2 separate regions of the Homo sapiens genome follow, and region 2 is linked to region 1. The links are chromatin contacts, found by Hi-C or POLR2A ChIA-PET in ENCODE. All regions are on one chromosome and are shown on one strand. The core of a region is the stretch at or near the end of the contact, and the rest is flanking DNA. Distances in the headings are between cores, read along the strand shown.

Region 1 (2,700 bases), core at 111-2,610:
GTGCTGAGGATCGTATGAAATCCTAGGGAAGCAGCAACATCGAGATATAGGACAGCTAAGGAGTTCCATCTGGGACATGTTGAAATTTTTTTTTTAATAGAGATAGGGTCTCACTATGTTGCCCAGGCTGGTCTTGAACTCCTGGGCTCAAGTGATCCTCCCCCATCGGCCTCCCAAATTGCTGGGATTACAGGTGTGAGCACCACGCCCAGCCCGCTGGGACATGTTGGATTTTATGTGCCACCCAGATGGTTGGATACTCAGATCTGAAAAGCAGGAGAAAGCTCTGGGCTGGAAATAGGAAACTGCACCTCAGTTCTCCATGCAGTCACTGATATAGTCGGTGAGGGACTGGGGGAGCCCTCAGGAGACATCGCACAGTCCCCCCTCTCTCTTTCTTTCTCTCACCCCTCAGAAAAGAATAAGGAGCTGCCCAGTACACACCTGCCCACCAACGCTGGGATCCTGGCGGCCACCATCATTGGATCTCTTGCTGCCGGGGCCCTTCTCATCAGCTGCATTGCCTATCTCCTGGTGACAAGGAACTGGAGGGGCCAGAGCCACAGGTACAGGGTCCCCAAGTGTCCCTCTCCTGTCTGCTCCCACTGTCTTCTCAAGCCCCATGGATTCTTCCACAAGTCACATCATCCGGCTCATACACAATCTCATCAAATCTTGGAACTCCTGGGGTGAAAAGAATCTTTCTATCCTGTATTAAACAGAATTCTGCATTGCAAGGGACAGAAAACCTATTCTTAAACTGACTTACCAAAAAGAAGGAATTTTAGTCAGGGTCTCGCTCTGTCACCCAGGCTGGAGTGCAGTGGCACAATCACGACTCACTGCAGCCTCAACTTCCCCGGACTCAGGTGAGTCTTTCACCTCAGCCTCCCAGGTAGCTGAGACTACAGGTGTGCACCACCAAGCCTGGCTAATTTTTTTTATTTTTGTAGAGATGGGGTTTTGCCCAGGCTGGTCTCGAACTCCTGGGCTCAAGTGATCCTCCAGCTTTGGCCTCCCAAAGTGCTGAGAATACAGGCATGAGCCACTGTTCCCTGCCCAAAAAACAAGGAATTGTTTAATACTACATAACTTATTCAGGTAGGCTGCATCCAGGGGCTCAATGTTCTCAAATGACTCCTTTATATACTCGTCAACTCTGTATTTTTCTTCGGTGGCTTCATTCTCAGGCAGGCTCTCCCCTGTTGCCACAAGATCACTCCCAGGGGGCCCAGGCTCATACTCCACTGGTTTAGCCATTCCTAGCAAGGAGACCACCTTGTTCCTGGTAGTTCCAACAAGAGCCCCAAGTCTACCTCTCATTGGCTTAACTCAGATCACATGACTTTTCATGAACCAATCACTGTGGCCAGGGGTTGGTGGCCAGGGAAAGCTCTGATTGGCCAAAGTTGGGCTATTTGTGCAGCCCCAGAGACTGGGCTAGATCCAACTCCGTTTAATCAAGTGGATTGAGAGTGTAGACCGGCTCTCCAAAGGAAAACAAAACTGGTTGCTATTGTCAAAGAAGGGGAGTGGGCAGCAGCAGGCACAGCTATCAGATGCTACCTACTTGTATGGAGAGAGAGAGAGAGAGAGAGAGAGGAGAGAGAGGAGAGAGAGACAGTCCTGTTTCCCCCAGGGAGAGTCTATTCGTGAAAAATTCCTTTCTTATGACATCAGCGTCTTCAGAACTTTGTCTCTTGAAATTGATTCTGAACTGATTGTAGATAAGATGTCTAATTTTTCTGCCACTCACCAGTTCCCAGAATATGAAAGCAGCAATTTTGTCTCCTTTCTCAACTCTTCCTTATGTGCCATGGATTCTGTTTTCTTCTTCTTCTTTTTTTTTTTTGAGACAGAGTCTTGCTGCAGTGTAGTGGCGCAATCTTGGCTCACTGCAACCTCCACCTCCGGGACTCAAGCAATTCTCGTGCCTCAGCCTCCCAAGTAGCTGAGACTACAGGCGTGCACCACAACGCCCGGCTAATTTTTTGTATTTTAGTAGAGATGGGGTTTCACCATGTTGCCCTGGATGGTCTCAAACTCCTGATCTCAGGCAATCCGCCAGCCTCGGCCTCCCAAAGTGCTGGAATTACAGGCATGAGCCACTGCGCCTGGCCTATTTCTTTTTCTTTTTTAAAGAGACAGGGTCTTGCTTTATCACCCAGGCTGGAGTGCAGTGGCATGATCATAGTTTACTGCAGCCTCAGACTCCTGGGCTCAAGTGATCCTCCCACCTCAGCCTCCTGGGTAACTGGGACCACAGGCCTGTGCTACCACACCTGGCTAATTATCTGTATTATTATTTTTTGTAGAGATGGGGTCTTGCTATGTTGCCCAAGCTGACCTCAAACTCCTGGCCTTAAGCGGTCCTTCTGCCTCAGCCTCCCAAAGTGCTCGAATTACAGGCATGCATCACCATGCCTAGCTTATTTTTTACTTTTTGTAAAAATAAGATCTCCCTGTGTTGCCCTGGCTGTCTTGAATTGCTGGGCTCAAGCCATCCTCCCATCTCAGCCCCCCAAGTAGCTGGGACTACAGGAGTGCACCATTTCCAAGCTTTTTTTTCTTCTTCTTCTTGTTTTGCTCTTGTCGCCCAGGCTGGAATCCAGTGGCGCGATCTCGGCTCACTGCAACTTCCGCCTCAGGGGTTCAAGCGATTTTCCTGCCTCAGCTTCCTGAGTAGCTGGAATTACAGGC
Region 2 (2,851 bases), core at 229-2,728, 6.3 Mb after region 1:
TGCCTGTGGTCCCAGCTACCGGGGAAGCTGAGATGGCTTAAGGATCACTTAAGCCCGGGAAGTCAAGACTGCAGTGAGCCGTGTTGGCACCACGGCACTCCAGCCTGGACAATAGAGCAAGACTTTGTCTCTGGGAAAAAAAAAAAAGGAAATACTTCCATACTGGTTGGTCAGTAGCCCCTGTCCTGGGCGCTTTGAGTGACTGCTCCCCCAACTCCAGCTTCCTCAGCCCCTCCACGGGACCCTTTACGACCCCCTTGACCTCTCCTCCTTTGGCATTTAAAGGGATTATCTAGAAGGGCATCCAGGCCCTCATGACCACTGCTCCAGTTCAGGTGCCTTATGGGTTGTTCTGTAATTTGGAATCAGCCCTGTCACTGTCCAGACACAGAGGGTTAGGGGATCCCAGAGATTCAAGAGGGAGGATCCTGCCCTGCCCCCATCCCCTGCGTACCTGTTGCCAGAGCAAGCAGGATTAACTGCAGAATCCTCATGGCCTGGAGGGGGGAGGAGCGGGCCCCAGGTTCCTCTGGGAACAAGGAGGGACATGGGGCCGCATCACTTTACGGGGAAATCGGGAGGGGGGGGCTGGCTCATGCCCTCTCCTCTCTCCCTCACCTGCTCCCGCTCCCCACTTGGGAGAAACAAGGTTGGGGAAATCCCCTGTTTCTCACAGCACTCAGATCTCCAAACACTTAAAATATATCTTAGGTGTCTAGGGTGGCCTTGGAGAGGGCCTGGTCACAGCTAGAAGCTTCCGAGATACCAAGAACCATGTGGAAGTCGTTGGGAGGGGCTTTGAGCTGTCAAGCCATGGTTCGGCCCTGTTCAAGTCAGCCATGGGACCTCCCCGGCACATGTCAGAGGATGTTTTCCTTCTTGCCTTGAGAGCTGGCCAGGCCCCAGCAGCTTGGGGTGGAAGGACAAGGGGAACCAGACACCGTTCCGTAGCCACCCCTTTTTCATTGTCTTCGCAGCAGAGCGATATGGAGCCTTTGAGGTCTGCTGGAGGGGAGTAGGGGGCTCAGCCCCAGACAATGTCTGGGACCCCCATCACCCGGCTTGCTGAAGCCCTGTCCGCCAAACCCCTGCCCTTTTGAAGGACAGCCAAGCAAAGCTGGGCGGGGCTGGTCGAGGGGAGGGCCAGTGCCCTCCGCTGCCCTGGCCAGCGGGGGTGGGAGCAGAGGGCCAGCTCAGCAGCTGAAGCCATGGAGATTAGAGGTAACTGAGGCTGCGGACAGCCATCGGAGGTGAGAGGTGTAGAGAGAGGCCAGGAACCCCCACCCAAGCAGAGAAGGACAGAGCAGAGGGAGAAATGGGTGCCCGAGTGGGACAGGTGTCCTTGGGGAGGGCTGACACCTGGACGGGGAGGGGCAGCTTCCCTTTCCTCCTGGACTCACAGGCTCTGGGGCTGGGGCTCTGGGGGCCCAGTGGCGGCGGAGACGGCAGTGGCGGCAGCTACAGCAGGTAGGCTGGGTTGGAGCGCCAGGTGCCAGGCACCAGGCAGGCGGGCTGGCAGGGGGGCGGCCCTGGGCGGGCCCAGGATGACTGGCCTCCAAGCCCTGCCTTAATGCCCCGGGGCGGGGTGTGTGTGAGGGCCCTCCCCGGAGGCCTCTGAGGCACTGGCTGCCTGCCTGTGCCACCTCTCCAAGCCCCTCTTCTCCCTGTGTCTCAGCCTCCCTCTGTCTGTCTGTCTGTCTGCAGCCTTCCTTTCCCTGCCCTGAGTCTCTGAATCTGTGTCTCGTTCTATGTGTCATTCCCTGTCATTCAGTAATTCTGACTTTGTGTGATTTTTCTCTTTCTGTCCCTATGTGTCTGTCTGCCTTTCTCTGTCCTCGTCCCTGTCTCCATCTCCACTCTTCTCTCTCTGTCTGGCTCTGTGTGGCCCTTTCTCTAATTCCTTCTATCTTTGTGTCTCTCAGTCAGTCTCTCTGACTGCATCTCTGGCAATTTGTCTTGAAATCCCTCTTCTTCCATCTAATCTCCGTCTCTCTTTTTCCTCCCGTCCCAGCCACTCCCTCTCCACAGCCCCAGCCCAGGTGGGCCCCTGGCCTCCCCTAGGCCGCTCCCTTCTCCTTTGCAAGGAGAGGGGGGGTGTGCTGGGATGTCACACAGGTGGGGCTGCTGCCAGGCACAGGGGCAGGACCGGAGGGTGGGGGAGGCAGGTCAGGGCCTGTGGAAGCCGAGTCCAGGAAAGGGAACAGAGCCCTTGGCTGTGCTCCACCCCAGGGCTCCTCTGGGGCCTCGCTCCTCTGCTGACCCTTCCCCTGCCCGCTTCTCCCTGCCGCCCAGGCAGCCCGAGTCCAGCTGTTCACTTACTGGCTGCTGTGAGACCTCTGCCCGATGACTTCCAGTCCCGCAGCCACCTCAACCTCTGCATCTGCGGAACCCGAGCGCAGATTCCTGCTTCTCCCAGCTTGTTTGTTTTCAGTTAGGTCCCTTCCCTTGGCTTTCCTCCCCTCTCTCCCCTGACCAGGTGTGGAGCAAGGCAGGGGAGGGCCTAGGTTCTGACAGCAGCCAGCCCTGGCCTCAAACCTAGGTGCTTCCTCTTCCTACTACTATGACTACCCTTATGACGTGGGGACAAGGGACTCCACCCCTGCAAGGCTCAGTTTCTTCATCTGAGAGATGGGGGTGACAGACCTGCTTGCAGGGGAGGTTGGGATCAGGCTTCCAGGAGGGTCCACTTGGAAAGAGCAGACTGCGGGGGGGCTCAGCAAATGTGCCTCCGCTGGTATGATCACCCCTCACTCCCTCCCTCCTCCAGTTTCCCTTCAGTGCATTTGGGGAGATGGTCTCTCCTCACCTCTTGAGTCCCAGTGGAGACAGAATCCAAGGGGTGGGCAGGAGG

Evidence for each region. A loop is a pair of places that touch in the nucleus more often than their neighbours do. ChIA-PET counts read pairs that join two places held with the same protein, here RNA polymerase II (POLR2A).
Region 2: a loop to region 1 is called in a map of transverse colon, with 16 times the contacts of the local background. The contact joins the promoter of KLK11 here to the enhancer-like site in region 1. A Hi-C loop is called at or near these places in 1 of 168 maps with a recorded cell type or tissue (transverse colon). POLR2A ChIA-PET finds 5 or more read pairs at or near these places in 1 of 52 experiments (A549).

What each region holds. Positions count from the first base shown.
Region 1 is chr19:44,675,856-44,678,555 of GRCh38, forward strand. It overlaps CEACAM19 (CEA cell adhesion molecule 19), which reads left to right. Exons shown (of 8, transcript NM_001127893.3): 3 at 416-566. Among named protein-coding and RNA genes, the nearest start is that of CEACAM19, 5.7 kb to the left of the region's middle. Within about 2 kb of position 1,361, at least 4 of the 41 ENCODE cell types and tissues checked have a DNase peak (open chromatin) inside an H3K27ac peak, as active enhancers do.
Region 2 is chr19:51,025,138-51,027,988 of GRCh38, forward strand. It overlaps KLK11 (kallikrein related peptidase 11), which reads right to left and starts at 1,479. Exons shown (of 6, transcript NM_001136032.3): 1 at 1,401-1,479; 2 at 455-529. The coding sequence starts at 494. RefSeq lists enhancers at 558-1,116, 1,117-1,674, 2,234-2,790.